6 separate regions of the Homo sapiens genome follow, and regions 2, 3, 4, 5 and 6 are each linked to region 1. A link is a contact called in ENCODE Hi-C or POLR2A ChIA-PET data. All regions are on one chromosome and are shown on one strand. Each heading gives the region's core, a stretch centred on a gene start or an enhancer-like site at or near the end of the contact. The rest is flanking DNA. Distances are from core to core; before and after follow the strand shown.

Region 1 (4,233 bases), core at 503-3,002:
AAAAGTAAAAACGAAAAATGTGCATTTTATACAAAAATACTGCATCATATCTACACACGTATTGCTTTAATTTGGGTTTGTAAAGAAACTATTGGAAATTTACATCTATTCTTAAAAAACAAGATTTATACTACTAGTTCAGTAGAATATAGTAAACATATAAACTTACATATCTTACCAATACATTTCCAGAAGGTGGAGAATGTAGGGATTTATTTTCCTGTGGCAATTTAGAAATGAATGCAGGAGATTCATCTTCTACCTCCTCCAAAACAACAATACACACTCGACTCATTCGATCTTTTAAAACACTAAATTCCAAGCTATGTGATAAAAGTCACAGTTGGAAGAGCACAAGTAGTTTTTCCTCCTCTTCTGTACAACACTTACAAACATTCTCTGAACAGCACAGCTGGGTTTTTTTTTTTTTTAAAGTTAATAAGTACTACTGGAAAAACAAGTTTAAAATTATGACTACATAATTTGTAACTTCCTAAATATAACGAAATTCTATTATTTCTGTTGGATTACTGCAATACTTAAGAAGAAATTTCACACCAACATGTCAATAACTAAAACTGAGTCCAAGCTCATTTAAAAATATTTTTCCTCTACCAAAATAGTCTTATTGCTCTATCTCTGAAATTTACTTGCACAAAACAATCATTGTTTTTGGTGACACAACACCACACAATATAGAATGAAATGAGAAACAACTGCTGTGACAGAGATGATCACAGCGATACCCACTCTTGCCTGCAAGGTCATATAGTTACCAGTAGCTGTTTTGCTTATAATTGAAAATAAAAAATAAAATCTCACTATTCTGTTTCCACTTCTAATTTGTCTTCATTTCTTCATCACTGGTTTAATGCAGATACTATTCACAGAAAAAAGATCTAGAGCTCAGCACAAATCCTGAAAATGAAGCTCAGAGGTTAACAATTCTTTCAGTGTTTGGGAAAGGGGCAAAAAACAAAAACAAAAAAAAAAAAACCACTCTGCATTAATAGCAAAGCTGCAGTACGTTTACATGTGATGAGTCAGACCACAAGAGACAATACGACTCTTGGTACTAGAATACAGCTTGATTAATCCAGGTTTCCCATATAATAGAAGAAACACAGTTAGCTTTATTCCCATCGATAGCATAAGCAAGGCAGAGCGTTCATTCTTTCTCCATCAGGCAGTTGTCTGTGGCTGCTCCAGCAAAAGGGCACAGGCACCAGGCAGAAATGGTGTTAGTGGAGAATCCTAGTAGAACAAGCAGGCTGTGAAGGAATTAGAAGGCATTTGAGCTCAAATTACTGCTTCAGGCTTTTTGTTTTCTTTAAAAAAAAAAAGGGGGGGGAAAAACATAGTAGTGTATCATTCCAGTGTTTCCTTTGATCTCCACATGAATACAGCTTCCATTAAACAGTCTTCATTCAGAGAAAAAAATAGCAGACTGTGCATCTTCTTTGAGCCAACTACTTTATTCAGTCATCTGCCTCTTTGCCAATATAGTTTCCTTCCACTGTGAAAACCGCCACAGTTATCCTTTTCAGATTTCAAATGCTTTCCTGTTCCTCAGATGATCTTGCAAAACACCACTGACATCCCCAAATGAGTAGGTCCTTAAAAAATATCTATAGAACCTCAGTATCAGTCCCACAGAAGCATTCCAACGGAGCAACAGTCTGAAGAGCAAAGACTGCAGACCCACAGGATGAAATGCCTAGTAATGCTCACATGTTACACTTACCAGAGATCTGAGCTACTTCTCGGGATGTAACTTCCTCTAGCAGGAGAAAAAAATAGTGCATTTGGACAGCCTTCACAATTAGAAGGTTCATGCCAGTTCTGTGACTAATCCAAATCAAACTAAAAAATTCTATAACTGAAAAATGAGTGCGCTTTTAACATTTTCCACTAAAAGCCACAAGGAAATCTGGTGTACTGCCTCTGCTGACTAACAGTGGTTTTAGCAAGTAAACAATTCCAAACGGCTTAACTGCTTTCGTGTGTTACAATAAAGCAAATGTTTAACCCTATAATGACAGTTGCAGTAAGAATATGCCTGCAATGGACTCATAAAAAAGGTTTAAAGATGGAGAAATATTTTATTAGATTATAAAAACCATGAAATTGTTTTATTCATATTTTTACCAAGATCAGTTTTAATCTGCCAGGTGTATTTTATTTTCTAGAATGCAAAGCTTAAACAAATGAAATTTAAGATTGTCTAACAATTTCTAAATTGGTGAATTTAATCAATCATTGATTCATATTTTAAAGGGAAAAGCAAAAATTTCATAATGTAGAAATCCTAACTCTAAAATTATATAAATCATTTGATTTTTCACTGAAGAAATAAAATAATCCTACCTTCCCATTTGGATAGGGAATAAAGCCTTAAAAATCTGTTAAAGAGGTACATGAAAAAAAAAATGTCCTTCGTCCTGAATTACCTATGTCAAAAGGGCACAGGGTAATACAAATAATCTCCCTCCCTATAAATTTCCCAAAGCCATAAATAAATGTCAAAGCCAATCATTTCATCGTTTTTTTTCTTCTTTCTCTGTTTACCCAACATGGGGGATATTTCTCAAGAGAAAACTTACAAAGAAAATACCATGGTCCCCCTTCAATCTGTGTTCTTCATATTAACTAGCATTTTTATTAATAAACAATAATAAACATAATAGTTACTTTTGAACATCTGTGATATGCTATGTGCTGTACATTCTCATTTAATACAATAACCTTGCTGTATTCCCATTATAGAGGGAAAAACAGACTCAGAAATGATGTATTTTACCCAAAGTTGTATAAATTAATAAAGTTGTGTGTTATTTTAAACACATACTCTTTCTAATCTATTCTGCTATCACTGAGTACACACACATACAGACACACTCTCTTCTCTCCACTCATCTCCAGATCTTTGCAACCTGTAATACTAGCTTATAAAAGTGATCTTAACAAACAGGTAACCTATAAAGGTTGTGAAAAGTTTAGGTAACAAAGGAATATACTATTTATTGCTATATTCTAAAACGAGTTATTTTTAAATGGGTACTTCAAAGCAAGTCTTAAAACCATAAAAAGGAAAAAAAAAACAAAAAATCCCAGCATGATACAAATATAAGAATGTCAGAATTTAAAACAAGAACCATTGAAAGCTATAAAATGTATCAATCTATGGAAGAAGCAATAACTCTAACATATTTGTACCAATTAAAACATGCTAACAATTCATTAGTTATATTTTAAAATATATAAAATACTTTTATGCCAAATTAAAGGTATGTAAATATTGAACATACATCAATTATGTTATCCATCTCCACATAGCTGAATCAAAAAATCTTAATATTTGAAATATCTGAAAGTGAAACAACTATAGTAACAATATCCTATATTTCATCTTCAGGGTTCCCAAGCCCACAAAGCAAAATCTCTTTTTATCTTAACAATCTTAACTTGTTCCAAAGTATCTAGTACCTAAGTTCACCTACTTAGACTTAAGCAGGTACATCCTGTTTCTTGTTCTAAGTCAACCTCCACACTTAGGTCTTTCCCAACCAGAAAACAAACTCCTTGAAGGTAGGGACTGTGTTCATACATATTGTCTCCTTCCACTTTCTTCCACCTATAAATAATTTCATTGAAATGAATTCTGTCGTCACGAGACTCTGGAAGGGTGGAGATTTATAAACAAGAATAGTGGGGGTGTGTTGGTATACATATATTTTAACCAGAAAATATAGGTGGCATTAAGGTGCAACAAAGTGAGTTTCATATCTCTAATAAGTGAACAATTAAAATTTCAGAAGTTGACAGGATATAAAACAAAGGTATGGGGTGATGGTTAAAACTAAGGGCTCAGGAGTCAGCCCACCTGAAGTTCAATTCTGCTTCCATCATTTCCTAGCTGTGTCCTTGGACAAACCACTTAAATTCCCTAAGCCTAAATTTCTTGACACTTATATAAGAAAAAAATAACCTGCAAAGATTTTTGTCTAAGAGAAATAGAGTAACAGTACAGTGCTTGAGAATGTAGGCTATTTTGTGGTCAAATTGCCTGAAGTTCTAATCCAGGCTTCCCACTAACCTAATTCTGGGATCCTGGGCTACTCACTTATTTAGTAACCTCTCTGTGCTCATTTTAACATCTATTAAATGACATTAACAGAATTTACTTCATAGTGTTGTGAAATCTAAACAAGATAACCTTACTGTTATGGATAT
Region 2 (4,233 bases), core at 603-3,102, 470 kb before region 1:
GAATGTCGGCATTTCTGAAACCATTTTCTTGAGGGTGTCCCTTTTGACAATGTCTTCAGAGACATTTGGAATTTGTCAGAGGTCAACTATTCCAGGTACATGCCTTCAGGTAAACCCCACCTGTTACAAATGGTTTAATGGCCTAATCAAAACAGTACCATCTGCCTTGAGCAAGAACTTTGCTTAGAAAACAATAAAAGACAATAAGCAAGGCCAAGCCAAAAATATAAACCCAGTGAAATCATCAAGGGCAGAATTCTGGTATTAACTCACCAGAATTATTTTTCTGTAAAGGGTGAAAATCTTTTCACACTGCCAATTATTCAACCTACTTAGCTGGACGTTTTAAACTAGCTTTAATCCCATTCCTTTCAATAAACATTTACAAACTGACATTTTGTAAAAAAAGTATCCAACATGAACTTAACTCATCATTACTATGCAAACAAAGGATCTTGCTAACATAATCCCATACCAGTAACACACGATTTATTCCAAACCAATTACTTTAATTAATAGCATTCCTAATGCAAGGATTTTTTTTCCACCTGATCTTTATCTTGCTAAGCTGACAAAACAATTCATTTAAACCCCAACCACTGAGTTAAGTGAGCTTTTAAATTGATCTGTGCACTAAAAAACCAATTAGGTATCCAGAAATTACAGAGCATGCTTAAAAGCAATTTTTTTAAAAAAATGATTTATTGAAAAGGTAGAAAAAAAACGGGCCTTAGAAAGGGATTTGCTCTGCTTTTTGCTTAGGGGTGAAGAGGTGAAACTGTCACTCCTAGATCTCGGCTTGGAAATTGTTTTTTAATCATCTCTCTTGGAAATGGAGGCACAGCCAGCCAGCCCAATCCCCTCGCCGCCTCCACGCGTCAGCTTTGCGCATCAGTTGTCCCCGATTTCTTTTCATGCCCAACCTCACAACAAGGAAAAGCAGGGTTTTAAGCAATTTCAAGCCAGGCAGAACGTTGAGCCAGTGATGACAATAAGCCGCTCAGTTCGCTAACAATCAATCAGAGAAGGAAAACGGCTCAGGCCGGGCACCTTGGCAAGTGAGGACTCTGCACCCGGGGCACCGGTGCCAGCCCGCGCTGCAGGGCAACGCCCACCCGCCCACGGTGCCCGGCGCCCACGCGGGCGACACCTCCTCGCAGAGCCTGGACGCCGTGCCATGCCCGCGGTGCCGCGGCCGGGCAGGGGTACCCCCGAGGATACCATGGCGCCCCCGCCCCCTTTTTCCCTTTGTTGCACATCCACCCGAACCACCAGGCACGCTGCACCGACCCCGATCCTGCTACGGGTCGGCGGGGGACTCCCCGCAATAGAGTCAGGCCGCATCCACGCGGGCACTGTAGCCTCCTCATTGTGGAGACGATGAAACGGAGCATACAGACCGTCTCCTGCCACCCTATGTGGCCGCCAGTCCCCGGACCACAGTTACTGGGGGCTGCGAAGTGGCTGTACGCGTAGACACCGACCTCCGTAGCAGCCCTCGCGAAGCCCGGATGCGGGGCGACCCCGCGCGCCCTACCTGGATCCGGGGATCCACCTCTTCTTCCTCCTCCAGCCCCTGCTCCATCCCCTCTTCCTCCTCCTCCTCCTCGTCCCGGGCAGGCGGCAGGATTTCGGCTGGCTCCTCCGAGCGGCTCCGCTTCAGTGCCGCGTCCATGCAGGCAGCCGGCACGCGCGCCGCGCAGTGGGCTCCGGAGCGCCCCGGGGGTCGCGGCTGCCACAGGCTGGGCTGGAGCCGCCTCGCCACAGCCGGGCACGGTCGGGGAGCCGCCGGGGCCGACACCCGGGAGACGCAGCTCGCCGATGCGGATACCTCCGGCCGCGGCGGAGCAGAGGAAATGGGCGCGGCCGCCCCCTTTCTGCCGCGGCAGTCAGCGCAGCGCCCGCTCCGCCCCCGTCCCGCCCCGGCCTCGCGTTCCGCCGCCAGTCCCAGCTATCCAGGTCTCCGTCGCAAAACCCCAGCTCCCTCCACATCTCCAAGGTGGCAAAATAGGACAGCCCCCACCCCCTTGTAACTTAGCAGCTCGGATATATCTCAACTACGTAACGCAAGCCTCCCGCTTTCGGGAGTCCCCTCCTCCAGCCCTCCTCCGAGGCTCGTTGTTTGTGTGGTAGGGAGGCGTGGGTGTTTTCACACTGAAGTCGCCTTCTGAAGCCTACGCTCAGTGACCCTGGCCCTCAGGACCAAGACTTGCCGAAACCCTATACCCAAAGCACACTCATCCTCTTGAGCGAACCTTGGGAATGGCGGAGGTTCCGTGCACTGATGCATTGCCGAAGGCTGCGGCCTCTCTGGGCGAGCCCCATACCGAAACACAGAGGTGCGGCGGTCCTACCTGAATAGCCAGGAGCATGGAGAATGCATTGAGCTGGGATTTAAGGAGGTGGCAAGTGTAACCCCTGTTGATGGGCACACTCTGGCCAAGAATTTATGAATTAGTGAGACTTTCTGCCCACCATCAACAAGTAGGGAGACAGAGTTGGCCTGGCAGACACAGCATCCGAAAAGGCCAAACTGAAGAGGCACGTGTGTGTGCTTTTATGAAATGTCAGGGCCACTGTGATGTCAGGGGAACGCAAAGGATGACCTTGGCAAAGCAGATGAGCACATGGCTGCTCACGTCTCCTTGCCTTGAGAAATGCAGAACGTGCACATGTCCTACACGGAGGCCTGTAGCCCATCGGCTCTGAGTTTGGAGGACAAATTTGCTTGAGAAAGGAGCTTCTTTCTGAGAACCTATCATCAAAGCCACCTTACAAAACCTGGGTCTGGCACAACGTGGTGGCTCGTATCTGTAATCCCAGCTCTTTGAGATGCCAGGACACAAGGATCACTTGAGGCCAGGAGTTCAACACCAGCCTGGACAATACAGCCAGACCCCTTCTCAAATGAATAAATAGTCCTGCTCCTGGTGGTTTTATCAGAAACTAGGCTAGAGGGTTACTCCTTGGGCAAGGCACCACCCCATACACGCTGGCACTGTAGTCCACTGTCAAAGGAAATTTGTCCTGTCTCCTGGAGGTAGTGCCATGGTTTGTTTCTAAAAAGGTCAGACCTGTTCATTGCTCTTTAAATCAAGGATGAGTCAGCAATTCTGTGAGAGGTGCTTCAAAGCTCCTTGCTAAAGACATAGTTGCTTTTGGTTTTCCAATGATAGATGAAGCCAGGAACAAGATAGCCATAGGGGTCACTTTGGAACACAGGAGCCACCAACCTTCTCTGGTGGCTTGGAATTGAGCCTCCAACTTTGCAGGTACATCCTAGCTCTGAATGAACTGAGAGACAGAGTTTGAAATAAACAGAACTCTGGGGTCAGCCCTGACTATGATAAATGCTTCTCAGCTAGCAGAACCCTATCCTCTCCATTCTAAATGGCAAACTCCAAACTACATTCCTGCTTAAGCTTAGGTCAAGAGCAAAATACATCTATGAGACATAGGCCAACTGCTCAAGAACATCAGTTCAGACTTTTGTTGTCTTATTTTTTGGAGATCTGGGCCAGCTATAGTGTTAATCCTAATAGTCTTTCTAAAGATAAAATGAGAAAAATAAATAAACCACAGGCAGTACTATATACAGTCAACCCTCCATAGCCTCTCAGGTTCCACATGTGTAAATTCAACTAACCACAGATAGAAAATATTTGGGGGAAAAAAACACAACAATTAAAAAAATGCATATTTAAAAATACATGGCCAGGAGTGGTGGCTAACACCTGTAATCCTAGCATTTTGGGAGGCTGAGGCAAGGAGGATCACTGGAGGCCGGGAGTTCCAGACCAGCCTGGGCAACAAAGCGAGACTGCCTTGCTCTCTAGAAAAAAAAAAAATACAGTATATGACAACTATGTACATATTTGCATTGTATTAGGTATTGCAGGTAAGAAATCTAGAGCTGACTTAAAGTATACAGGAGGGGCTGCTCATGGTGGTTCATGCCTGTAATCTCAATACTTTGGAAAGCCAAGGTGGGTGGGTTGCTTGAGCTCAGGAGTTCAAGACCAGCCTGGACAACATGGTGAAACACCATCTCTACAAAAAATACAAAAAATTCGCCAAGTGTGGTGGCTCATGCCTGTAGTCACAGCTATTTGGGAGGCTGAGATGGGAAGATTGCTTAAGCCCAGGAGGTAGAGGTTGCAGTGAGCTGAGATTGCACCACTGCCCCCCAGCTTAGGTGACAGCAAGACCCTGTCTCAAAATAAATATATATAT
Region 3 (4,233 bases), core at 1,734-4,233, 440 kb before region 1:
AATCCTTTCTTCATAATTCTGAGTCTCAAAATGCTTTTCTGCAATGTTAATTTCCAACACCTGCTTTATGAGCCGACCATAGCAATTTAACTCCCAAGACCTGAAAATGAAACTCACTGAGTACATTAAAAAAAAATTATCAGGATCATGTGAAAAACTAATTTTTTTTTTTTTTTTTTGAGACACAGTCTCACGCTATCACTCTATCATCCAGACTGGAGTGCAGTGACACAATCATGGCTCACTGCAGCCTCGGCCTCCCAGGCTCAGGTATCCTCCCGCCTCAGCCTCCCAAGTAGCTGAGACTACAGGAATGTCCCACCACACCAAGCTAATTTTTTTTTTAAAAATTTTACAGAGACGAAGTTTCGCCATGTTGCCCAGGCTGGTCTCAAACTCCTGGGCTCAAGTGATCCGCCTGCCGCCCAAAGCGCTGCAATTACAAGCATGAGCCACCACGCCCAGCCGTGAAAAATTAATTCTTAAAAAAGGTAAGGATCAGCGTTGAGTGTGCATTTACAGAACAGAATTCAACAGATACCTTTGTTTCTTTTTTTCTTTTTCTTTCTTTCTTTTTTTTTTTGAGAGAGTCTCACTCTCTCACCCAGGCTGGAGTGCAGTGGCGCGATCTCAGCTCACTGCAACCTCCAAGTTCAAGTGATTCTCCTGCCTCAGCCTCTCGAGCAGCTGGGACTACAGGCGCATGCCACCACGCTCAGCTAATTTTTGTATTTTTTGGTAGAGACAGGGTTTCACCACATTGGCCAGGTGGGTCTCAGAATTCCTGGCCTCAAGTGATCCTCAAGCCTCAGCCTCCCAAAGTGCTGGGATTACAGGCGCATGCCACCACACCTGCCTAATATCTGTATTTTTAGTAGAGATGGGGTTTCACCACAATGGCCAGGCTGGTCTCAAACTCCTGACCTCAAGTGATCCACCTGCCTCAGCCTCCCAAAGTGCTGAGATTACAGGCGTGAGCCACACACCTGGTCTACAATTTTTTTAATTAAAAAAAATTTGTTTTGGCTGGGCACAGTGGCCACCTGTAATATGAGCACTTCGGGAGGCTGAGCCAGAAGGATCACTTGATCCTGGGAGGTCAACACTGCAATGAGCCATGATGGTGCAAGCTGCACTTCAGCCTGGGCAACACAGCAAGACCCTGTCTCTACAAAATAAAAATAAATAAAAAATTTAGGGGCATGATGGCATGCACCTGAGTCCCAGTTACTTAGGAGGCTAAAGTGGGAAGACCCCTTAAGCCCAGGAGTTTGAGGTTATGGTAAGCTATGATCACACCACTGCACTCCAGCCTGGGCAATAGAGCAAGACCTCATCTCTGGAAAGAAAAAAGTGTATCTGTGGCTCCCATTGTATTTCTGTTGGACAGTGCTGCTGCTATTTGTCTATATAGTAAGTACTCAGGAAGACAATTTGTTGGAAGAAACATCAGGAGGCCATTTTTTTTTTTGTAATCCCAAAGTGCTGGGATTACAGGCATGAGTCACCGTGCTCGGCCCTTTTTTTTTTTTTTTTTTAGATGGAGTCTCACTCTGTCACCAGGCTGGAGTGCAATGGTGTGATCTCAGCTCACTGCAACCTCCGCCTCCTTGGTTCAAGCAATTCTCGTGCCTCAGCCTCCTGAGTAGCTGGGGTTACAGGTACACAACACCATGCCCAGCTAATTTTTGTATTTTAGTAGAGATAGGGTTTCACCATGTTGGCCAGGCTGGTCTCAAACTCCTAATCTCAAGTGATCCGCCTGCCTCAGCCTCCCAAAGTGCTGGGATTACAGGTGTCAGCCACCACACGCAGCCTCAGTCTCTCTTTTAAACAGATTTATTGTATAATGTATATATCATAAAATCCAGTTTGGTGAGTTTTACTAAATTTATTGTCATGCAACCATCACCACATTTCTGTTTAAGACAATTTCATTGCCCTAAAAACTTTCCTTGTGCCATTTGTATTCTATCCCTGCTCTCAGCCACCACTAGGTAACTCCTGATCTGCTTTCTATATCTATAGTTTTGTCTTTTCTAGAAATTTCATATAAATTAGATCATACAATATGTGGTCTTTTGTGGCTTCTTTCACTTTAGCATATTGTTTTTGAGGTTCATTCTTATGCACTGTGCTTTTCTTGGCAGTCTCAATTTTTCAGCCTACTTTTAGAGAAAACAAAAATGAGTGGTAGAAAATCTGGGGAAATTCCTCAGTAACTTGATCTGAGCCTAGAAAAGTTGCCAAGGTTAATAAAAAACACCCTGAAAGTTCCATGTCACACTGGGATTGATTTTAAGGATACTGCTCATCTCTCTTTCCTCCTTGTTTTTAAAAGAAAATTGACTGTGTTGGCAAAAGTACTCATTTCCTCATTTTACCTTCCTGTTCTTGTCTATAAACTTACATAATTTATACATTATGTACTCATAGTGTAGATACAAATGTGGCATTCTGTATTTCATTTTCTTTACCATAAAATGTTTTTAAAAGTAATGATCATAAACTTGCTGACCAGCATGCACACTCTCACCTGGAAAACTGAACAGAGGTAACTGCTTTTTATGGAATTTAACAAGACAGTCATTCATTTATTTAACAAAATGCAAGCTCTTACAGCTCTACTTTATACTGAACTCTAACCAGATGAATCTAACATCCCACGGTCCTAAGATTTTGCATTACAAGTCATGCTATTTGTTTAAATAACAGGAAAAAAAAAAAGACAGAAACACTTTAGGAAGCCAATTTTCCTTGCTAATGAGCAGATACTAAAATAATGAGTATCTTCTGACTACCTTCCTCAAACCACTGAAAAGTTTACCCATTAATCATATGTGAACTTTGAAGCGTGGGTGGCTGGAGCTTCTCATAAGCACATCCTTAAAGATGAAACCACATATAAATTGCTAAAGGAATCACCCGGTGAAAGTCAGACTGTGATTAGTAGGTATGGGGAGGAAGGAGAAGTTGAAAGACCCAGGCTGGGGTCAAACCTCTTTCAGTTACGTTTTTAATCAAATTAAGTCAAAACTAACGTTTCATGTCTCTTTTGCTTATTATTGACAGCCGTGTTTAGCTCAGCCATCCCCCACTGAAGCGAACTGTGTCAGTGCACTGTCAGATGCAGCTTTGGAAGACAATTGCTGTCCCTGCTGGCTTCTTCCCTCACGTGCCTGTGTTTCAATGCCTGAGGGCTCCTCTGAGCCCACACACAGGACTGGCCAGAATTGCTGGGAGGTAACACCCCAGGACAGCCTCAACAGATGAGGGCTAGGAGCTGGTGAGTCCACCCGCCAGCCTCCTCACCGCTGCACAGTCTCTCAGAGGGGCCTTCACAGGACTGCGGCCCAGTTGTCCTCTGAGGTATCCTGCTCGGCAATGTGCCCTATGTGGCTTTTCTCTCTTCCCTGTCTCACTTCCTTACTCTGCCTCCTAGAATCATTTCTTAAATAGATGATTTGCCCAAAATCCTTTGCCTCAGGGTCCACTTTTGGGCTAACCGAACTAAGACATCTACAAAATTTTAGATAGGAATAGACTTTAAAGGGATCCTTTGACTTTTTTTTTTTGAAACAGCATCTCACTCTGTCACCTAGGCTGGAATGCGGTGGCGTGATCTTAGCTCACTGTAACCTCCGCCTCCCAGGTTCAAGCAATTCTCCTGCCTCAGCCTCCCGAGTAGCTGAGATTCCACACGCCTGACATCACACCTGACTAATTTTTGTATTTTTAGTAGAGACAGGGTTTCTCCATGTTGGCCAGGTTGGTCTTGAACTCCTGACCTCAGGTGATCCGCCCGCCTTGGCCTCCCAAAGTGCTGGGATTACAGGTGTGAGCCGCTGTGCCCAGCCTCCTATTGCTACTTTTTAACAGAAATCTCTGTGTCTGACTCAGACCCAGAGAAAAGAAACCACAGTGATCAGAGTCATACACAAGGGGGTGCCCTCTAGCAGGTTCGCCTGAGGTTGTCCGCCTCCCGCCTCATGCTATTAACATTCCATAAACACGCCATGGCAGAGAGCAGGGCACTGCTGAAGGTTTACATGCGGTAACTGATTTCATTCTCACAACAACCACGTGAGATGAGTGCTGTTACTGTCCTCATTTTACAGAGGAGAAACCGAGCATTTAAACTAATTTGACCAAGGGCATAGGGCTAGAAAGGTGGTGTTTAAGAACATCCCAGTGCTTTCTAGCCCTTTCTAATCCAAGGGCTAGAATGCTGGA
Region 4 (4,233 bases), core at 1,113-3,612, 410 kb before region 1:
CCAGCCTGGCAACAGAGGGAGACTTGCTTCAAAAAAAAAAAAAAAAAAAAGACAGACTAAGCATGTGTACCTAGTTAGGATCCTTCTGGAAACCCCACGAAAATGACAGCAAAAGGATATTTTTATCACATAAACCCCATACAACTGATTAAATTTGGGAGAACATTAGAAACAAGGACATTCTATCATTTGCAACAACATGGGTGAACCTGGAAGATATTATGCTAAGTGAAATAAGCCAGATTCAGAAAGACAAATACCACATGATTTCACTTATACGTGGAATTTTAAAAAGTTGAACTCACAGCAGCAGAAAGTAGAATGGTGGTTACCAGAGGCTGGGGGAGGAGAGGAGTAGGGGAGATGTTGACCAAAGGGCACACATTTCAGTTAGCCAGGGGGAATACGTTTTTGAGATCTACTGTACATGGTGACCATAGTCAATAATAATGTATACTTTGAAGGAGCATCTGGAATTTTACCCCCAGATATGGCTCCCTGGTATAATGAGTATTTTGAATTAAATGTCCTTAGCAATCAACAGATGCTAGAAGAAACCTTTTCCCTATCTACATAAAGACCTAAGGGATCCACCAAGGAAAACAATTACTAAGTTTTTATTCCATTTCTCCTATTAATCTGCATTTGGTGAGTGATTTTTTAGTTATTCTTCAGAGGGCAAAGGGGAAGTTTGTTCCTGGCCCCTACAGTTTCAAAATTGTAAAAATAATAACAATAATGAATTTTTTAAATTACACATTTATTTTTACTTTTTTTTTTTTTTATTAGAGACAGGGTATTGCTATGTTGCCCAGGCTGGTGTCTGGAACCCCTGAATTCCTGGGCTCAAGCAATCTTCCTGCCTTGGCCTCTCAAAGTGTTGGAATTACAGGTGTGAGCCACCATGCTTGGCCAAGAATAGATTTTACATGTTCTCAATACAAAGAAAAAGAAGTATGTGAGGAGTGTGATATGCTAATTAGCTTCATATAATCATTCCACAATGTATACATCTATTACTATCAAAACATCATATTTATCCCATATATATATTATTTGTCAATTAAAAATGTAAATTTTCATTTAAAATTTTGAAGGGCTAGAAAACAGGATAAATAGCAACTGACTTAGCAGGCTTGTGAAGCTGAGTCTTAAGCCAGCAGGGATGAAAGTCAAGAAGCAACTCAACTTGCATTGAGACTCCCATAGAGTTTTGTGACCAGGCTTTGGTAGTACCAGCTACGTCTAGTATAAGTGGGGGTGTGTATAAGACTGAATACAGGAGAATTGGTTGGAAGTCAGTAAGAAGAAGTTAGAACCCTAAATCTCTCCTGCAAGTCCACACAGCCAGACTGTACATCCCCCACCCCAGAATAAGACTGTAAGTTGAAAACAAAAGGTCTCTGGATAAAGGGTTACCAGGCAAAATTAGGGTTGAGGTACTATACTGAAAACAATATCATACTGGAAGATTATTTTCTGTGGTTCATATAATACAAAAGCACAGCCAGATATCCTACAAAGAATCCCAGGTTCCAGACTTTTGTTTGAGACCTGAAAAAGAAACAAAAAAGAGATAAAAGAAAACAAAATAAGTAAAAACCAATAAATAAAATGAAGCCCATGTTGACAACTCCACCTCATGTGCTCAGAGCTTCCAAGCAGCTTTTAAGCTCCGCATTAAAAAAAAATATGAATGGAAAACCAAGGGTCACCACACATCTGAGAAAAGCTCCTAATAAAGATAGAGACCAAAACAGGAAATAAAGAAAAAAATAGAGAAAACGAGACTATGCAGAGAGAAATTAAATATTAATGGACAAGAAGTTGGGTGCAGTTGCTCACACCTGTAATTTCAGCACTTTGGGGGGCCGAGGCAGGAGGATCGCTTTAGGCCAGGAGTTCAGGACCAGCCTGGGCAACATAGCGAGACCATCTCTCTGTAAGAAAAAAAAATTAGTTGGGTGTGATGGCACACACCTGTAGCCTCAGCTACTCGGGAGACTGAGGTAGGAGGATCACTTGAGCCCAGGAGTTCCAGGCTGAGGTGAGCTGTGATCACGCCACTGCACTCCAGCCCAGGCAAAGACACTTCAACTCTAGAAGAATGAATATGATTTTGTTGGATAGGGTTGAGTTTTTGAAGGCCACAGATCACTGTTATATAAAACATTCTCTTGTCAATCCCCAAAGAACCAATTTTTGCCCCCTTGGGGGACAATTACTGCCCCTCTTAGAGACCCCTTCTCTACTGAAATGCATGCTTTAGAGAAATAACACATTGCATCTGTGAAATAATGGGTTACTATTTTTAAAATGAACACTGAAGTGAGAAAGAGAAGTAGCTCAGAGAAGTCTGAAAAATGTGTGGTATGCAAAATTTATCAGGTCCAGAGAGACACAATCTTCAGAGAATGAATCTTCAGTCACACCCACCCCTCCCCAGAGAATCATGCCTAGGAACAATTGTTTAAAGGCATTTTGTTCTTTCTTTCCTTCCATGTAGTTTCCAGACTGGCTGATAAATTACCCAAAATGCTATCACAAGTTGCACAATATGACCCTCACCCATTATCTTCATGTTCCTGGAATTTGTGATACAAAGAACAACATATGCCAATTAGTAGCTTATGTTCAATTTAGGAACTGCCCCTTCTTTTTTCCTTTAAAAACCCACTTGTTGGCCAGGCGCAGTGGCTCACACCTGTAATCTCAGCGCTTTGGGAGGCCGAGGTGGGCGGATCATCTGAGGTCAGGAGTTTGAGACCAGCCTGGCCAACATGGGGAAAACCTGTCTCTACTAAAAATACAAAACATAGCTGCGCGTGGTGGTGCACGCCTGTAATTCCAGCTACTAGGGAGGCTGAGGCAGGAGAATTGCTTGAACTCGGGAGGCAGAGGTTGCAGTGAGCCAAGATTGTGCCACTGCACTCCAGCCTGGGTGACAGAGCAAGATTCCATCTAAAACAAACAAACGAACGAACAAAAAAACCCCACTTGTTGACTGCTTGAAGCCAAGAGTTCAAGACCAGCCTGGTCAACATAACAAGACCCTGTCTCCAAAAAAACAAAAACAAAAACCAAAAAATCCACTTGTAAGTGCTGCTAATCACAGCATATATTCAGGGCAACTTAACTTGAATCTGTGTCTCCTGGGCTGTAGCCCTCAAATTTGGCCCAAATAAACTCTCTGCTTACATTAATTTTGCCTCAGTTTATTCCTGTAGGTGAACCAATAAAAAAGAGCTCTTAGAATTGTAGTGTTACCAGAAAGGGATCCCAATCCAGACCCCAGGAGAGGGTTCTTGGACCTTGCACGAGAAAAGAATTTGGGACAAGTCTGCAAAGTGAAAGCAAGTTTATTAGAGAAGAAAAGAAACAAAAGAATGGCTCCTCCATAGGCAGAGCAGAGGCATGGGCTGCTCTATGAGTAAACTTATGGTTATTTCTTGCTTATATGCTACATATGGGGTGGATTATTCATGAGTTTTCTGGCAAAGGGTGGGCAATTTCCAGAACTGAGGGTTCCTCCCCTTTTTAGAATATGTAGGGTAACTTCCAGGCACTGCCATGGCATTTGTAAATTGTCATGGTGCTGGTGGGAGTGTCTTTTAGCATGCTAATGCATTATAGCTAGCATATAATTGTTACCAGCAGCAAAGCCACATGGGGCTGCAGCAACTAGATGCCTGCTTCCTTGGAGGACAGAATTCAGCCAAGGGGCAGAAGCAGGTTTAAGGCAGAGGGAGAGATTGAGACAACTTTTAGAGCAGGAATGAGAGTTTATTAAAAAGTTTTAGAGCAGGAATGAAAGGAAGCAAAGTCCACTTGGAAGAGGGCCAAGTGGGTGACTTGAGAGATCCAAGTGCCCTTTTCAGCCCTTGACTTGAGGTTTTATACATGGGCATGGTTCCAGGGTTTCTGCTTCTCTTCCCTTAATTGTCCCCTTGGGGTGGGCTGTGTGTATGTGCAGTATGTTTACTGAAGTTGTACACATGCTAAGTTGAGGTGTGTTTCCATTACCAGTCAAGTGTTCCCAGAGGAAGGTCATACACCCATTAAACTCTGCTGTTTTGCCTCTTAGTGAACGTGCCTTAGTCCACTTGCCCAACTCCAAAGATCTTACCAGGAAGCTGCTGATTACCAGTTTTCGGTGTTTCCTTTTCTTTTTTTTTTTGAGACAGAGTTTCACTCTTGTCACTCAGGCTGGAGTACAATGGTGCAATCTCAGCT
Region 5 (4,233 bases), core at 1,265-3,764, 370 kb before region 1:
GAATAAACAGTTTCCAACCCCACAGCCAGCTTCAAGCATTGTTAACTTTTGATCTTCAAACTGGGGAAAGACAGCTCAAAGTTATAGTATATCACATTTGCATAATGAAGAAATAAACCAAACTAAAAGGTCCAGAATATGAGAGGTCTCCGACCCCATGGAGCAGACGATCAACAAGAGAACTAATAAGCAAAAGCTAATACTGGTACTTCATTTGTCATCCAACATTAACAATTTGGTGTGGAGGAAAAAAACAGCACAATGGCTAACTCGGCTCTGGAGTTAAACTGCCAGCACCCAAATCTCAACTCCTCCCCTGCATTCTATCCTTGGGTAAATCACTTAAACAGCTCTGTGCCTCAATTTTACCTTGGGGACAAATGAGTACAATACTAATACTTACACTTCACAGAGCCGGTATAAGGGTCAAATGATAGGCCATGTAGAAAACAGCCATGGTAAATAGTTACTAACATTAACTATTATATTATTCTGAATCTGTCACTGAAGTCACTTAGCATGAATTTATATTTTTGTTTTTAAAATTTTTAATGTTTAAAATTTTAAAATTCAGAACATAGGGTCTCACTATGCTGCCTAGGCTTGGCTAATTCATGTTGACTATTCACAGGCACAAGCCGCCTGCCTCAGCCTCTGGAGTAGCTGGCAATAGCCACCAGACCTGGCTCTTGAATTTAATATATAATGTTTACAACTATCAGATCAGCTTAAAGAAATAGAAAACACCCACTAAAGTTCTCTCTCCTATATGTTAACCAAACCAGAAACTGCTAAAACTTTGGTGTTAAGACCAAACAGTATATTTCTCTCCTAAAACGCAAAGCATTTTGATAGGCTTCTTAAATTCTCTACTTCGCACTCTCCCTAGGAATGCAATACAGCACACCTCTTCACATTTTTTTTTCTTTTGAGACAGAGTCTCGTTCTGTCACCAGGCTGGAGTGCAGTGGCACAATCTCGGCTCACTGCTATCTCCGCCTCCCGGGTTCAAGCGATTCTCCTGCCTCAGCCTTCCAAGTAGCTGGGACTACAGGCGAGCACCACCACACCCAGCTAATTTTTGTATTTTTAGTAAAGACGGGGTTTCATCATGTTGGCCAGGATGGTCTCGATCTCTTGACTTCGTGATCCGCCTGCCTTGGCCTCCCCAAGTACTGGGATTACAGGCATGAGCCATGGCACCCTCTTCACATTTTAAATGAAGAACAGCTCAGATAAGGCGTAATATTAGCTTACCTCTCTACATGATCTTAGCTCCTCAAACTCTCTGGTGGTCCAGTGTCTGTCTTTGAAGAAATTAGTGCTATTTCTTTTGTAAAAAAGATCCCAATTTTTCTGAGCCTCTTGTTCCAATTTCTGCTGTTTAAAATCAGACACCAAAGTTTGGTCTCTTTTCAGTTTCTCCTCTTCTTCAGAGGTGAGAATCCTTGCCTGCAGCCCTTTCCTTTGCAAAGAAGCCATCTCTGAAACTGACGGTAACACTTAACACAGCTGAAGATTCTCCATCACCAAATAATATGAATCCACGCTAATGGATCAGATACATTTCCTGAGGTGAGTTTCACGCCTCAAACAGCACAGGGGGCTTCGCAGAGAAAAGAATTAGATTCTGGTTAGTGGTTACAGTTCAAGACGCCAGGTTCAATTCACCAAATGTTTATGAGATGCAGACTGTACAAAAAAAAATCCTTCCCGCTATATGAGAGGTCACAAAGAAGACAAACACACAGTCCCTACCTTCAGTGGGCTTACATTCATTTCAGTGGCCAGACTATCTCATGCACCATACTTTTATTCAAACCAGATGAGTCAACTATTACAATAAATCGATTTAGTTTACGAAAAAGGACGCTCTCAAGAACTGACTGGGAAACCTTGCGAAGAAAATATTCCTCAATTTTCGGTGCCCGCGAAAGGGGTGACTTAAAAACCACAATGGCCTTAGCTGGAAGCGGGTGGTCAATTGTCAGATACAAGTGAGGTCATCGTTTCCCAAGGGTCGGACCTCCGTTTTTTCGGGGGAAATGAAGCTAAGCCTGGGTGGGCTCATTTCCTGATCACACTCACAAGAGGCTGTCATAGGAACCAGAGGGAGCGTCACTTTGCAGGGACTGAGACCCTCGCACCGCCATCACCGGGCAAAGTGGAGAAAGAGACCCAATGACGCGTGGCTGAGGTCCCGAGGATCCATCTCAGGACCCTCAGGATAGACTAGGCTGCATGGGCCCCTAGACCCTGAGGAGGGCGTCCATGATGGCTAGCCGACCCGCGTTAATTTAGTCAGCCACGCTCAGGGCTCACCGTCATCAGTTCCTAAATTCACCTGCAGGGCTAGGGCCAGGCGCACTCACCCCACAGCCAGCCCCACTGGGCCTCGGAGGCAGAATACGGGAAGAACCGCGAAACAACCCTAAACCAATTCTGAGGACCACGAATTCGGATTATCCGGGAGTTCTTTTGCCATGGCACCGCCCCCGCCACTTCCGCTAGGAACCCGGAAGTTCCTACCCGACGCCGGAAGTCCCACGGCCTTGCCTCCTCAGATTCCTCTCTCACCCCCACGCAGAGGAGAGAACTTGCTTCTGGACCCGGGTGGGTGCCGGCTCGGCTCTCCTTGTCTTCCAGAGCGGTGGCCCGGAAGCACAGTCCTCCCAGACGCCAGCGCCAGAAGCTCGGATCGCGGCTGCACCGGGAGAGCGCCGATCTGGGTGCGAGGCAGGTGCGGGGCCATGAATGGGACCGCAAACCCGCTGCTGGACCGCGAGGAACATTGCCTGAGGCTCGGGGAGAGCTTCGAGAAGCGGCCGCGGGCCTCCTTCCACACTATTCGTTGTAAGTCAGCGCTCCCCACGGTTCCCTTCGGCCGCTCCAGCCGCCACATATCAACCTTGACTCCTTCCTTTCTTCCCTCGGCCCTTCAGATTCCAGGGAACCCCCTGCCAGCGTCAGTTACTTTCTCTCGAACCCCAAATCCTTTGGGACATCGATTTGTCCCTTCTTTTACCCAGATTATTTCTCCCAAATCTTCGTCACTCCCTACTATTCTTCTACCTCACAGTCTCAAACACTAGTTCCAAAGGTCTTTGGCCTCTTTCCATTTCCATCCCTCCCCGCCCCCAACCTCGCCCCTAAGGCAAACCTCCCTCCCCCAAGGCAAACCTCCCCCCTCTTATCCGGGTCCACTTCTCCCTCGAAACCCCTCCCCTCCTTTCCGATGCTCCCATCAGGGTTCTCCACATTTAAAAGACGCTTCTTGTTTGTTATGAGCCTCATCCACTGCCTTAGAACCCATTCTCTTCCCTGCTTTTCTCCTCCGACTTGGTCCTGGACTCCCAAATACTGTGCTTTGTCCCCTCTACAGCCAAAGAATTGGCATCCTCTCTGCGCCTCATCAGAGTCTTCTTCCATCTCCTTTCTGTGCTTCATTTGACTTGGATGTCTTTTGAGGTCACCTATACCACCCGGGCTTTTCCTCCAGACCAAGTTCCTTGTGGGTAAAGAGTCAAATCAGAGTTCGTGAGCCTGGGATAGGTTAAAGATTGGTCTACGTTTGGAAGCAGAAGAGAGCAGGCGTAAGGAATGTCCAAATAGTCATTATGCCGGACCTTTTTCTACATAATTATAGACGCTGTTGAGAGAGTGCACTTCCACCCTATGTCCTGGGTGAAGGTTTGGCAGTTAGGAATTGGCTGACAGAGCATCCCTCCGTGATTCATGAACTTCTGGTTTCCGTGGTGCTAACGCTGTTGTTAAGACTTGTTTTTGTCAGAGGACCTAATAGATGTGACTCAACACATGTGAAGAGGGCGTTTTAGATAATGAAATCCCATCTTTGTGTAGTCACTTGCCATGCCATTGCTATGCTTCCTACTGACAGCAGATCCAGCTCTTTCAGAGAGAAGAGATGGGAATAAGATAAGAACATCATTTCCTGAAGAGTTTACTAAGTTGATGTTTTCTTTTGGTGAAGGGCAATGTGGAATTTAAATCATATAGTTCATGTGTGCACCTGTCCTGCAGTTTGAGGCAGGTGTGAATGTGAATTAAGATGGCTATTATGTTGTATTCTAACTGCAGTTTAGAAACACGAGCAGGATAACTTGCGGAGATACAGTTCAGTTGTCTGCTATGAACATCTACGAAGTGTCTTTGTTAAAGCTGTGGAACTGGCTGAGAGTGGTGGCTGACACTATAATCCCAGTACTTTGGGAG
Region 6 (4,233 bases), core at 935-3,434, 260 kb before region 1:
ACTGGGTGACAGAGTGAGACTCCGTCTCAAAAAAAAAAAAAAAAAAAAAGCTAATTCAGCCTGGATCAAGTTTCCCTTTATAAAGTCTCAGAACAGATGTGGTTCTTGCCAAGAGAATCATGGGTTTGCAGCCCCACGGGCCTTTGCTTTAAATGGAATGACACATGGAAGGCACCTTGCACAAGTCTGGCCCAGGAATGTGAGGTTCCAGGGCCCTCTGTGTGAGCCGGCAGCTGGGTGAGTGCCTTGATGCCCACCTGCCTCCCCCAGTCTCTCTCCACAATATGCCAGACATCTCCCATATCAGGGATGTCACCTAGCCTGGGACAAAAGAACCAGCTCTCCTCAGCTCTGGCTTCAGGAAGTGCCAGGTCATTGATCCTTGAAAAAAATAGTCTTCAGATGGGAAGATGCTGACATGATGACATAACCCCAATGACAGCCTGTGATTCTCCACACACTGCCTGGAAAATGCATTAGCCAAGTGTATTAGTTTGCTAGGGCTGCCATAATAAAAAGTACCCCCTGCTGGGCAGCTTAAACGACAGAAATTTATTTCTCACAGTTCAGGGGGCCAGAAGTCCAAGATCAACATGCAGACAGAGTTGGTTTCTTCTCTGACTTCTCTCTTTGGCTTGCAGATGGTCACATTCTTGCTGTGTCATCGAGTGGTCTTACCTGTGTGTACACATTCCTGGTGCCTCATGTGTCCAAATTGCCTCCTCTTATAAGGACACCAATTGGATTGGATTGGGGCCCACTCTCATGATCTTATTTTATCCTAACCACTTTTTTTTTTTTTTTTTTTTTTTGAGACGGAGTCTTGTTCTGTCGCCCAGGCTGGAGTGCAGTGGTGTTATCTCAGCTCACTGCAACCTCCGCCTCCCAGGTTCAAGCGATTCTCCTGCATCAGCCTCCTGAGTAGATGGGATTACAGGCATGCGCCACCACTCCCGGATAATTTTCTTTGTATTTTTAGTAGAGACGGGATTTCACCATATTGGTCAGGCTGGTCTCGAACTCCTGACTTCATGATCCATTTGCCTTGGCCTCCCAAAGTGCTGGGATTACAGGTGTGAGCCACTGCGCCCGGCCTATCCTAACCACTTCTTAAAGACCCAATCTCCAGATACAGTCATACCTGAAGTACTAGAGGTTAGGGCTTCAACACATGAATTTGGAGAAGACACATTTCAGCCCGTAACACCCAGCTTAACTGGTTTCAGCTGTGGAAGAAAGCACACATCTCTGGGGTCAGAAGGACCTGAATTTAAGTCCATTTATTTCCCAGCTATATGATCATGGGCAAGTTGTTAAACCTGTCTGAGTTTTTGCTTCCTCATTTGCAAACTGGAGTTCCTGGGTTTGTGAGAATCAAAGGAATGGTCATGTGGAAAGTTTCCCCCTTAGCCCACTATGGGAATGTTTGGACTCGAATACACATGGCAACTTGCTGATGGAGCCCTGGGGAAGAGAGGGGAGGAGGGAGGAGTGCTCATGGCTCCCTTTAGCCCTGCCCTAGCCTAAGGAGAAAGAAGGCCGCTATGGAGCAGATGCATTAAGGACATCTTCCCTACTCCTGTGCTGGTGGGGGGCGTCACTGTGCCAGGCACAGGAAATGGATCAGGTTTTAGGCTACCTATTATCAGGCACATAGAGACAGCCAGTACCTCTCTTTAGGTAGAGACCTCCCTTGCTATTTGAATTGAATGAGAAGTTTTGATATAGACACGGCTGGACTTTCTAACGCTTGAAAATGAGATATCTGGTTAATAGCTGAAACGAACAGCGAAAGCTATGATTCCTGCTTAAACTATAACCCAAAATCTGGGAAAGGGAGATGTGATAAAGCTCTTTTAAGAGCCCCAAACTTTCAATAAACTAGTTATCAGTACTTCTTATTTCTTGTCTCATTGGTATCTTATATCCCTAATCCTTCTTCAAAGCACCAAAAATTCAGATCTTCCAACTTTTGCCACAATACAAGGGTCAAGCCAAAGCACTCTCCTAATTGAGTTATCCCCTTTGAATAAAATCTTACATCTCACTTGATTTTTACCATTTGTCCCACAAAAAATCCCAAACCTCTTATAAAGTGATCTTTAAAAAGCATGTTAAAATGTAATACAGACTGAAACTGAGGGCTCCAGTGCAAGTGTGGGTGGGGAGAGGCAGCAGAGGGTGGAGACAGGCAATATGAGTCAGGCTGCAGGAGGATGCAATGAGCTCAGTCTCTGCAGTTACCTGAAGAGTTAGCTGGGGCTGGAGGATTTCAGAAACCTGGACTTCTTTATAGGGCTTCATGACTGTCTTCAGGACATGTCAAATGGCTTACCCAAGAGCAAGCGATCCAAGAGGAATATAAAGGAAAATGCCTCCAGGCGTCCAGGCCACACTCAAGGAGAGAATTAAGCTTCACCACTTGAAGGAAGGAGTACCAATGAATCTGTAGACATATTTCAAAACCATCACTTTCTCCCATTCATCTGCTTTTCTTGAGTCAAACTTGTGTACACCAAGGTTCTCCTTCCTTAGAGTGACTTCCTTCTCATAAGGCTCCCTAGTTCGTTATGCAAATGAATCCTAGCATCCTCTCTGCCAGCTCCCCGAATTTGTAGGGGCACACAGTCTTTATCCTAGCCCAGCACACTTGCTTTTGTATGCCATCGTGGCCCAGAACAAACTTACACCGAAACTCCACTTCCCTATCCTTTTGACCATCCTGTGCCTCAGGAATGAGGCCAAACATCCATGTACACCTGCATAGAAGAAAAATGGGCCAATTTTTCTTCTTAGACACCTACAACTAAAAACATATCACCCAGTGGGTAAGCAGAGAGGTCAAATCTTAGCATGCATCAGGTCACTCAGAGAATGTTTTAAAACAAAGATTTTCAAGTTTCTAACTCAGAAAGTCTTGGGAGTTGGGTGCGGATTTCCATTTCTTATGTTTCCAGATGATGCTCCTGCTGCTCGTCCATGGGCCACACTGCGAGAATCACTGGTATAAGGGTTAATTGAGTGAAATGAATGCACCTACAGTGATTGAATTATTGGGGCACATTTATCCAGGTGGCCATTTTCAGCAGGGTAATTTGGACAAACTTACAACTTCCCTGGAATATTATGTTTTGTGGCTATGTTCTTCTGGTCTCTTATCTCCTTCCTATGTTCTTCCCCTTCCATTAAATATATCCACCCTAAAAGCATATATAACCTATTTTTTCTTTTAGATTTTTGTTTATAACTGCCTTTCACTTTATTGGTACACAAATTCTGAGAACTGACGCCTTGGAGGAAGCCCTGTGGTTTGCAAATTCAAAAACACATTTTGAATTGAGGCCAACTTAAAAGCATATCTCATTACTTTTTTTTGGATTTTCTTACGTGCTCCAACTTTCCATTACATTTCTCCCCTTTCCTATCAGTTTGAATCTGCAAAGTACTTGACTTAGGAACTTCACAAACTCAAAGCAACTAACAAATGGTAGCATCTAATATGCAAATGACCTTCTAAAGTAATTTTCTGTTTTTATTCTGCTCTATTTCAGTCAGTCTGGGAGATTTCTGGAAAGAGCCTGTTCTAAAAGCATTTCCATTTATATTAGTAACTGGCTCCATAAATAGCCAATTTGTTTTACTTTTCTCTGGATCATTCTCAACCCTATTTGTTCCAGTTGAGTCAAATTGTCAAAGAAAGCTGAATGGTTTATATTCCTGATGTACAATTTTTAACATATTTGCAAGAAAAGGAAAAAGAAAACTACACCAGCATATAACATTGTTTTTATTGATAACCTCTCTCTCCAGCCAGCTAGTAATCTATTTCTATTAAAAATGGAGTCTGGCTTTTAAAAATAATGAATGCTGGCAGGGTGCAGTGGCTTATGCCTGTAATCCCAATACTTTGGGAGGCTGAGGTGGGTGGATTGTTTGGGGCCAGGAGTTCAAGACCAGCCTGGCCAAATGGCAAAACCCCATCTCTACTAAAAACACAAAAATCAGATGGGTGTGGTGGTGCACATCTGTAGTCCCAGCTACTCAGGAGGCTTAGGCAGAAGAATCACTTGAACCCAGGAGGTGGAGACTGCAGTGAGCTGATCATGCTACTGCACTCCAGCCTGGACAACAGAGCAAGACTCTGTCTCAATAATAATAATAATAAATAATGAATGCTGTTGATAGTGGGGAAGGCTATGCCTGTATGGAAACCAGAGGTGTATGAGATATCTC

What was found. Hi-C counts contacts between places; a loop is a spot of excess contacts on that map. ChIA-PET counts read pairs that join two places held with the same protein, here RNA polymerase II (POLR2A). Pooled maps may share reads with other maps.
Region 2: a pooled map shows a loop between it and region 1 (2.1-fold over the local background). The contact joins the promoter of SH3BP5 here to the promoter of ANKRD28 in region 1. A Hi-C loop is called at or near these places in 5 of 37 single-sample maps with no recorded cell type and 5 of 50 pooled maps. POLR2A ChIA-PET finds 5 or more read pairs at or near these places in 1 of 52 experiments (activated CD4-positive, alpha-beta T cell).
Region 3: a loop to region 1 is called in a pooled map, with 7 times the contacts of the local background. The contact joins the enhancer-like site here to the promoter of ANKRD28 in region 1. A Hi-C loop is called at or near these places in 21 of 37 single-sample maps with no recorded cell type and 10 of 50 pooled maps. POLR2A ChIA-PET finds 5 or more read pairs at or near these places in 3 of 52 experiments (GM12878, T-cell and activated T-cell).
Region 4: a map with no recorded cell type shows a loop between it and region 1 (9-fold over the local background). The contact joins the enhancer-like site here to the promoter of ANKRD28 in region 1. A Hi-C loop is called at or near these places in 4 of 37 single-sample maps with no recorded cell type and 5 of 50 pooled maps.
Region 5: a map of naive thymus-derived CD4-positive, alpha-beta T cell shows a loop between it and region 1 (4-fold over the local background). The contact joins the promoter of METTL6 here to the promoter of ANKRD28 in region 1. A Hi-C loop is called at or near these places in 2 of 168 maps with a recorded cell type or tissue (chondrocyte and naive thymus-derived CD4-positive, alpha-beta T cell) and 11 of 50 pooled maps. POLR2A ChIA-PET finds 5 or more read pairs at or near these places in 1 of 52 experiments (activated T-cell).
Region 6: a loop to region 1 is called in a pooled map, with 6 times the contacts of the local background. The contact joins the enhancer-like site here to the promoter of ANKRD28 in region 1. A Hi-C loop is called at or near these places in 1 of 50 pooled maps. POLR2A ChIA-PET finds 5 or more read pairs at or near these places in 3 of 52 experiments (activated CD4-positive, alpha-beta T cell, activated CD8-positive, alpha-beta memory T cell and activated T-cell).

Annotation. Positions count from the first base shown.
Region 1 is chr3:15,796,227-15,800,459 of GRCh38, forward strand. ANKRD28 (ankyrin repeat domain 28) reads right to left here and starts at 1,753. Exons shown (of 28, transcript NM_001349278.2): 1 at 179-1,753. The coding sequence starts at 295.
Region 2 is chr3:15,330,734-15,334,966 of GRCh38, forward strand. SH3BP5 (SH3 domain binding protein 5) reads right to left here and starts at 1,853. Exons shown (of 9, transcript NM_004844.5): 1 at 1,538-1,853. The coding sequence starts at 1,675. RefSeq lists silencers at 1,422-1,481, 1,562-1,961.
Region 3 is chr3:15,358,733-15,362,965 of GRCh38, forward strand. No RefSeq gene overlaps it. Among named protein-coding and RNA genes, the nearest start is that of SH3BP5, 28 kb to the left of the region's middle. RefSeq lists a silencer at 3,788-3,847. Within about 2 kb of position 2,984, at least 11 of the 41 ENCODE cell types and tissues checked have a DNase peak (open chromatin) inside an H3K27ac peak, as active enhancers do; they include GM12878, where a contact is called at or near this core.
Region 4 is chr3:15,382,634-15,386,866 of GRCh38, forward strand. It overlaps a transcript of METTL6 not described here. Among named protein-coding and RNA genes, the nearest start is that of METTL6, 43 kb to the right of the region's middle. RefSeq lists enhancers at 1,787-1,886, 2,007-2,056. Within about 2 kb of position 2,363, at least 4 of the 41 ENCODE cell types and tissues checked have a DNase peak (open chromatin) inside an H3K27ac peak, as active enhancers do.
Region 5 is chr3:15,425,030-15,429,262 of GRCh38, forward strand. METTL6 (methyltransferase 6, tRNA N3-cytidine) reads right to left here and starts at 2,515. Exons shown (of 6, transcript NM_152396.4): 1 at 2,373-2,515; 2 at 1,258-1,606; 3 at 1-60. The coding sequence starts at 1,482. EAF1 (ELL associated factor 1) reads left to right here and starts at 2,569. Exons shown (of 6, transcript NM_033083.7): 1 at 2,569-2,853. The coding sequence starts at 2,751. RefSeq lists a silencer at 2,486-2,649 and an enhancer at 2,646-2,925.
Region 6 is chr3:15,533,752-15,537,984 of GRCh38, forward strand. No RefSeq gene overlaps it. Among named protein-coding and RNA genes, the nearest start is that of COLQ, 14 kb to the left of the region's middle. Within about 2 kb of position 2,185, at least 2 of the 41 ENCODE cell types and tissues checked have a DNase peak (open chromatin) inside an H3K27ac peak, as active enhancers do.